Regions from separate parts of the Mus musculus genome. Here region 1 is linked to region 2. A link is a loop called in an ENCODE intact Hi-C map of the cell type or tissue named here. Cell type or tissue: gastrocnemius. All regions are shown on one strand. Each heading gives the region's core, and the rest is flanking DNA. Links, peaks and the distances in the headings are about the cores only.

Region 1 (2,912 bases), core at 167-2,666, 420 kb before region 2:
CACAGCTGAGGGGAATCCAATAAGGCTCTTGGTGACTTATACTTGGGGCAGACAGAAAGAAAACAAGGTGAGTCACATTTTACCTTTATGTCAAACACAGCCTTATCAAAGGCAAGTGCCTCATTAAGGCCTCCAATACTCTCTAAAGATTTATGTGAAATAATATTCCTCAAAACATCAAAATGGTAAAATGTCATTTTTAAGCATATGGCTGCCTTCCAGGAAATTTTATGATATTCAGGAAGAGAATACAGAACTGGCTCAACACATTCGGCCATCAGTCAGAACAACCAGCGGGCAGCTCAGCCATCAAAACCTCACAAGTGAAGAACTGGAAAGCTAGCCAGTCCCGGTGCTGCCCCGGGAGCCCTTACAGCACAGAACGCAAGAGGCAAGCCAGTTGGCACTAGAATTCTTCCACTGAGAAAGGACACGCCATGCCCAAGGCAGCAGCCTCGACCTGAGACAGACAGCTGACTGGGGATTTGCTTCCTGTCAATCAGAAATGTCCCTGTGCATCCCCACAGTCTCCTACAGAACTGCCCAGGCTGCTGCACATGCCTGGCTCTACACACACGCTGACCTTACAGCAATGTGAAAACACAACTATATAAAGAAGAATAAAGTGTGGAGAGACTTGAAAAGTAAGAGTGGGCTTGAAAAGAAGGCACAAAAAATGAAAAAAGATAGATCCGTCCTCAAAACAGATGAATGTCTGAGATACTGCTACTGGCTGAATGTGCCTCCCAGGTCAGACTCTTAGGTTGAAACCAAGCCTGCAGGGTAACAAGAGTAAGGCCTTTAAGAGATAATTAGGTCAGGGTGTGGCCCCATCGATGGACGGGGCACTGAAAGAAGGGCCTGAGAGAGCCCCTTTGACCTCCTACCATATGACAGTAGAGAGGTATCATCTAGGAATAGGCTCTCACCAGACACCAACCCTGCTGGTACCCTGTCCTTGGACTTTCCAGCCTATACAACTGTAATGAGTACGAGGCTGTGGCTTATAAAATACCCAATCTAGGGTGTTTTGTACAGTAGCAAGAATACAGACAGGAGCTTAAGGGTCTTCAGTGTCACACACTCAAAGCTCTGATAGAAAGAGCCTCTCAAACTGTCAGCACTCAGCAGTGGACAAGATGTAAGCAATGGGACTCCCGTCCCAGTCACTTACGGGAGCACAGCAATGGCAGCAGCCCCAGGGGGCATGCCACTGTTCTTCCCTGCCAGGCTCTGGCAGAGCTGATGGACGGCTCCCTTGGCCATGCCATAGCCGATCATCCCTGGGAAAGAGGAGAAAACAGCTGGTTACGTCAATGTCCGATGCTATAGCTCCTCAACCTCTCTGTTCCCTTAGAACTCTAGCCACAGCTGTGTCCTTTAGCATGGTACCTCCACCAGCCCTGCCAGAGTAACAGCAAACAGAGCAAGGTGATGGGAAGGTAGGCCTCTGGCCGGTTTCCAAAAGTGCAGGTTTTTAAAGGGCATGGTGCCACAAGCTATTCCCCTTCTTCAGATGACACGGAGGAGTAAAAAGAATCCTAGGTGTTTTTTGGTTTGTTTGTTTGTTTGTTTGTTTGTTTGTTTTTTGAGGCAGGGTTTCTCTGTATAGCCCTCGCTGTCCTGGAACTCACTTTGTAGACCAGGCTGGCCTCAAACTCAGAAATTCGCCTGCCTCTGCCTCCTAAGTGCTGGGATTAAAGGCATGAGCCACCATGCCCGGCTCTGTTTCTTTTTTTAAGACAGGTATATTATGTAGTTCTGGCTAGATAAGAACCAGCTATGTAGAATACACTTGGCTTCAAACTTGCAGCTATCCTACCTCTGCCTATGAATTACTGGCATGAGCTACCATGCCCAACTTCAGAAAAAGGCATTCAATATATTTTTTAAACTACTTTATTTATTTATTTATTTATTTATCGTGTGTGTGTGTGTGTGTGTGTGTGTGTGTGCGTGTGCATGTGCGTGTGCGTGTGCGTGTGTGTGTGTGTGTGTGACTATGCACATGTACACACATCATACCACATGTATGGAAATCAGAGGACAGCTTGTAGACGTTGTTTTTTTCCTTCTACCATGAGAGTCCTACGGATCAGATTCAGGTCATCAGGCTTGGTGGAAAATGCCTTTTCCCACAGAGCCCATCTCCCCAGCCCTCAATACATTTTTATTTATACGAACATGATAGCCATGGTGGCACATACCTCCCATCCCAGCAATTGGAGTATGAGTTCAAGTCCATCCCAAGATACAGAGGATGAACTCCACTCCAAAACATAAAAAATGCTTTTAATATAAAAATGTGTGACTAGAAAGAGAGTGTGGTTGTCTGCACATAAGAACACATATAGAATGCTTCTGAGTGCCTGAAGTCTGTGACTAACTGTACCTGGGGAGTGCTGTAGGGATCAGGCACTTGAGCAGGCGCCAGCTTCCCGACTAAGTGTAGGTCTTTCAGCCCCATGTGAAATTTCCTATATATGCTGGTGAAAACAAGCTAAAAAAATTACACTAATAAAAATAAGACATTGCCATCCACTTTCTCCCTAAGTTCTACTCATCCCTTGGTCACATCAGCTCCTCCATACAACATTTCCAGGGACAGAACCTTCTCTATTCTCTCTTTTTCCCCCATTTCTCCCCTTGACTCATCCAAGGTATTTGCTTAGAAAGTAATTTAGCAGCACAGGTTCCCTGCTCCCTGTTGCTGTGGCAGGCCCTCAACACCCTGCCAACAGTCAATATATGAACCAGATCAATCTGCCATCTGCCAGCTCACTCCTCACTTCCCAGCCAGGTGGTCTCAGAAAAGCCACCTAAAATCACTCAGGTTTATCTCAACTGTAATCAAGAGACAGTCACTTTCATATCTTCCAGGTACCTCTCTCTGGTAAATAAAAAAAACATTA
Region 2 (2,912 bases), core at 208-2,707:
ACCAAAGAAGCTAAAGGGATCTGCAACACTATAGGTGGAACAACATTATGAACTAACCAGTACCCCGGAGCTCTTGACTCTAGCTGCATATGCATCAAAAGATGGCCTAGTCGGCCATCACTGGAAAGAGAGGCCCATTGGACACGCAAACTTTATATGCCCCAGTACAGGGGAACGTCAGGGCCATAAAAGGGGAGTGGGTGGGTAGGGGAGAGGGGGTGGGTGGCTATGGGGGACTTTTGGTATAGCATTGCAAATGTAAATGAGCGAAATACCTAATAAAAAATGGAAAAAAAAAAAAAAAAAAAAAAAAAACAAAACCAGAAATGAATCAGCGGAGTAAATCTAAGGCAAAGACATAGGTCCCATATTTATAAAGGAAATATTTCTAGATGGCTGCAAACATTTTCTCTTGTCAATCACTATAATGATTCACTGACAGTGTAGATAACTTCCTTCCCAAAATTTTCAGACAATATACATTCACAAAAAGATAATCCTATTTTTTAACTAGTTAAGTGAAGACGCAAGGTTTCAAGAAACTTCATTTGCGACATAATACCAGTTGGCTATATAACCTGAATATGTTTATGATTTTGAACTCTTGCTGAAAACCAAGACTTAAATCATTTTCCTTCTCAATAGCCAGAATGTTTTATATAAAAAGGTATTTCAATCAATAAGAGCACTGACTATTCAATATAGAAATGTATATATTTATACATCTACACATAAGTCACACACATACATATAAGGAACAGGAAGTTTTTCTGCAAAGTATGTATCATAGCAAAGCAGCTTAAAATAATGACTTTTATCACCAATTCACACCACTACTAAATGAGACCACTCCCACAACCAACAGATGTATATTCTATTTAGAAGGGTTTTGTTACTTAAAACTAGCAATGACAAAAACAATATACAAGATGGATCTCAGCAGGTCTCTAAGACAAAAACTGTGAAACAAGTTCTCAAATATGGCTGTTTCTCAGGAAACATTTTCATGTATGGTACAATATAACTGTGTATAACAATGAAAGTGCAATACAGATTACAGAATACTAAATATTAAAAAAATTAACCTCGTTTCCCATTAGATCAAATTAATTTGTTTCACTTAATCAAAATTTTACTTTCAAAAGTACATTTCTTTTATTCAAAGTCATACTAAATGTATTTAGTGACACAACATGAGAAAAACAAATAGTCAAATACTGTAAAGCACAACTTAAGCATGCTCATCTTCAAATCACTGGATGCCTAACAGTGCTGTGAGCCGGTACTACAATGCTGTCAGTGCTATTTGTTGGGACACCACAAGAAGGAACGCGACTATTTCTAGGCGGGTTTTTAACGGAACAGATCTAAACAGAAGTAACTGTCAAAACGAATCCACTTTGCATTCATGAAATACAAGTACGGACACACATTTAGTATGGGTTGTTTTTTTTTTCCCACACCACACCCCCGCTTCCATATAACTTTGCCACAGATAAAACCAAAATACATTTTAGAGAGGTGACACACTGCTCTTAAGAGCAAACTGCTTAAACATCGCCGAAATGCTCCTAAATCAGAGTGCCCTCCCTTCTGCTTATATATATATATATAATTCTGTATGGCACATTACTGAACTGGAGTTGCATCTGGTTTCATCTACTATGATTAGTGAAAACAAGACAGACCTTAGGGCTCTACCCAAGCAAATCTGCGAGGGATGGGGAAGGGGGACAGGGCGCGAGGTGGCGCAAGAACAGATGAAAACACGGTTAGGAGAGAGTTGTCTTCCCAAGGAACTGAGCTTACTACACTCAACTCCAAAGGCTGACACCTACTCGTCAGAAAAGAAAACCGACGCAACCACCCACTCCTAACACCGACCAGCCTCCACTCCCACCTCCTCCCCTCAAAAGCTACCCCGTAACCCCTGCCGAAGCACACCCTCCGCTCGCAGCCCCTCTGTTGCACTGAACCAACCTGCTGGGTAACAGCTGTGGGCACACGTCGCACTCTGAGTGAGGAAAAGCAGCGACCGCAACAAGGTAAGGGAGTCCCAGTACTTCCCGCTACCCGGAGCAGCCCACTGAATGACAGCCGGGAGCGCGCAAGTTTGAAGCAAAACCGATCAGACCCCACCGAAACGGAAAACTGAACTGCATTTGAACAGGAATGGGAGGCGGGGAGGGCTACGCGAGTCCATCACATGACAGCGAAAAGAGGACCGGAGTCGTCGGGGCGTCCTCAAGGAAAGGGGGGGGGGGCGTGGGGAGGGTGCCGTCGCCATAGCAACACCCCCCATCCGTCCAGACTTCCAAAGAGGGAGGAAGAACTTCAAATCCCAACCGTCAGCTCGAGCGGCTCCTTCTTAAAGGGGTACACACAGATCCGAGGCCACTCGCAAGAGGGCAGAGGCGGCCGCCCCCCGCCCCTCAGGCGCCGCCCCCATCGCCCCTCGACCCTCTCCCGCCCCCCGCCCCCCGCCCCGCGAGCGCCCCGCAACCCCTGGTCCCGCGTCCCAGGAACTAGGCAGCGTCTTCGCCGCCAGCCCCAGGGCCGCAAGAAGGGGGTGTGTGAGCGCCCGGCCGGGGGCGCGGACCGGCTCGCCGCTCCAGGGTCCCCTCCGCCCCGGTGGAGAGCCGCGGTGACAGGGGCACCGGCGGGTGGCGACGGGCGCCGAGGAGTTTCGGGGCAGCACGAGCGGGCGGGCTGCTTCCGCGGGGTGCTCGGAGAGTGGGTCCGAACTAACAGTTCCCCGGGAGCTCGGAGCCGGGCAGGCGGGCGGCGGGGCGCGGACCGCGCCGGGCAGGGAGCCCCGAGACAAAAGGCGCCGCCGGGGCCGCCGCGCCGCCGCCGCCGCCGCTCCCATCGCTCCCCATTGAACTGACCCGAACCGGAGCTCCAACTACACC

What was found. A loop is a pair of places that touch in the nucleus more often than their neighbours do. Peaks named below come from ENCODE experiments on the same cell type or tissue, not always from the same donor. Only the 100,000 strongest peaks of a DNase experiment are listed, where the experiment ranks them.
Region 1: a loop joins it to region 2, with 4 times the contacts of the local background. A loop is called at or near these places in 2 of 42 quality-filtered maps.

The regions. Positions count from the first base shown.
Region 1 is chr5:45,438,111-45,441,022 of GRCm38, forward strand. It overlaps Qdpr (quinoid dihydropteridine reductase), which reads right to left. Exons shown (of 7, transcript NM_024236.2): 5 at 1,175-1,283. Among named protein-coding and RNA genes, the nearest start is that of Qdpr, 11 kb to the right of the region's middle. In gastrocnemius, for the core only: no CTCF peak of the experiment used is centred there; DNase peaks (open chromatin) are centred at 411, 1,235 and 1,421; H3K27ac peaks cover 1,114 bases.
Region 2 is chr5:45,854,366-45,857,277 of GRCm38, forward strand. All of the region lies in intron 1 of Lcorl (ligand dependent nuclear receptor corepressor-like), which reads right to left. Among named protein-coding and RNA genes, the nearest start is that of Lcorl, 1.7 kb to the right of the region's middle. In gastrocnemius, for the core only: a CTCF peak has its summit at 1,735; DNase peaks (open chromatin) are centred at 1,790, 2,364 and 2,682; H3K4me3 peaks cover 1,536 bases; H3K27ac peaks cover 948 bases.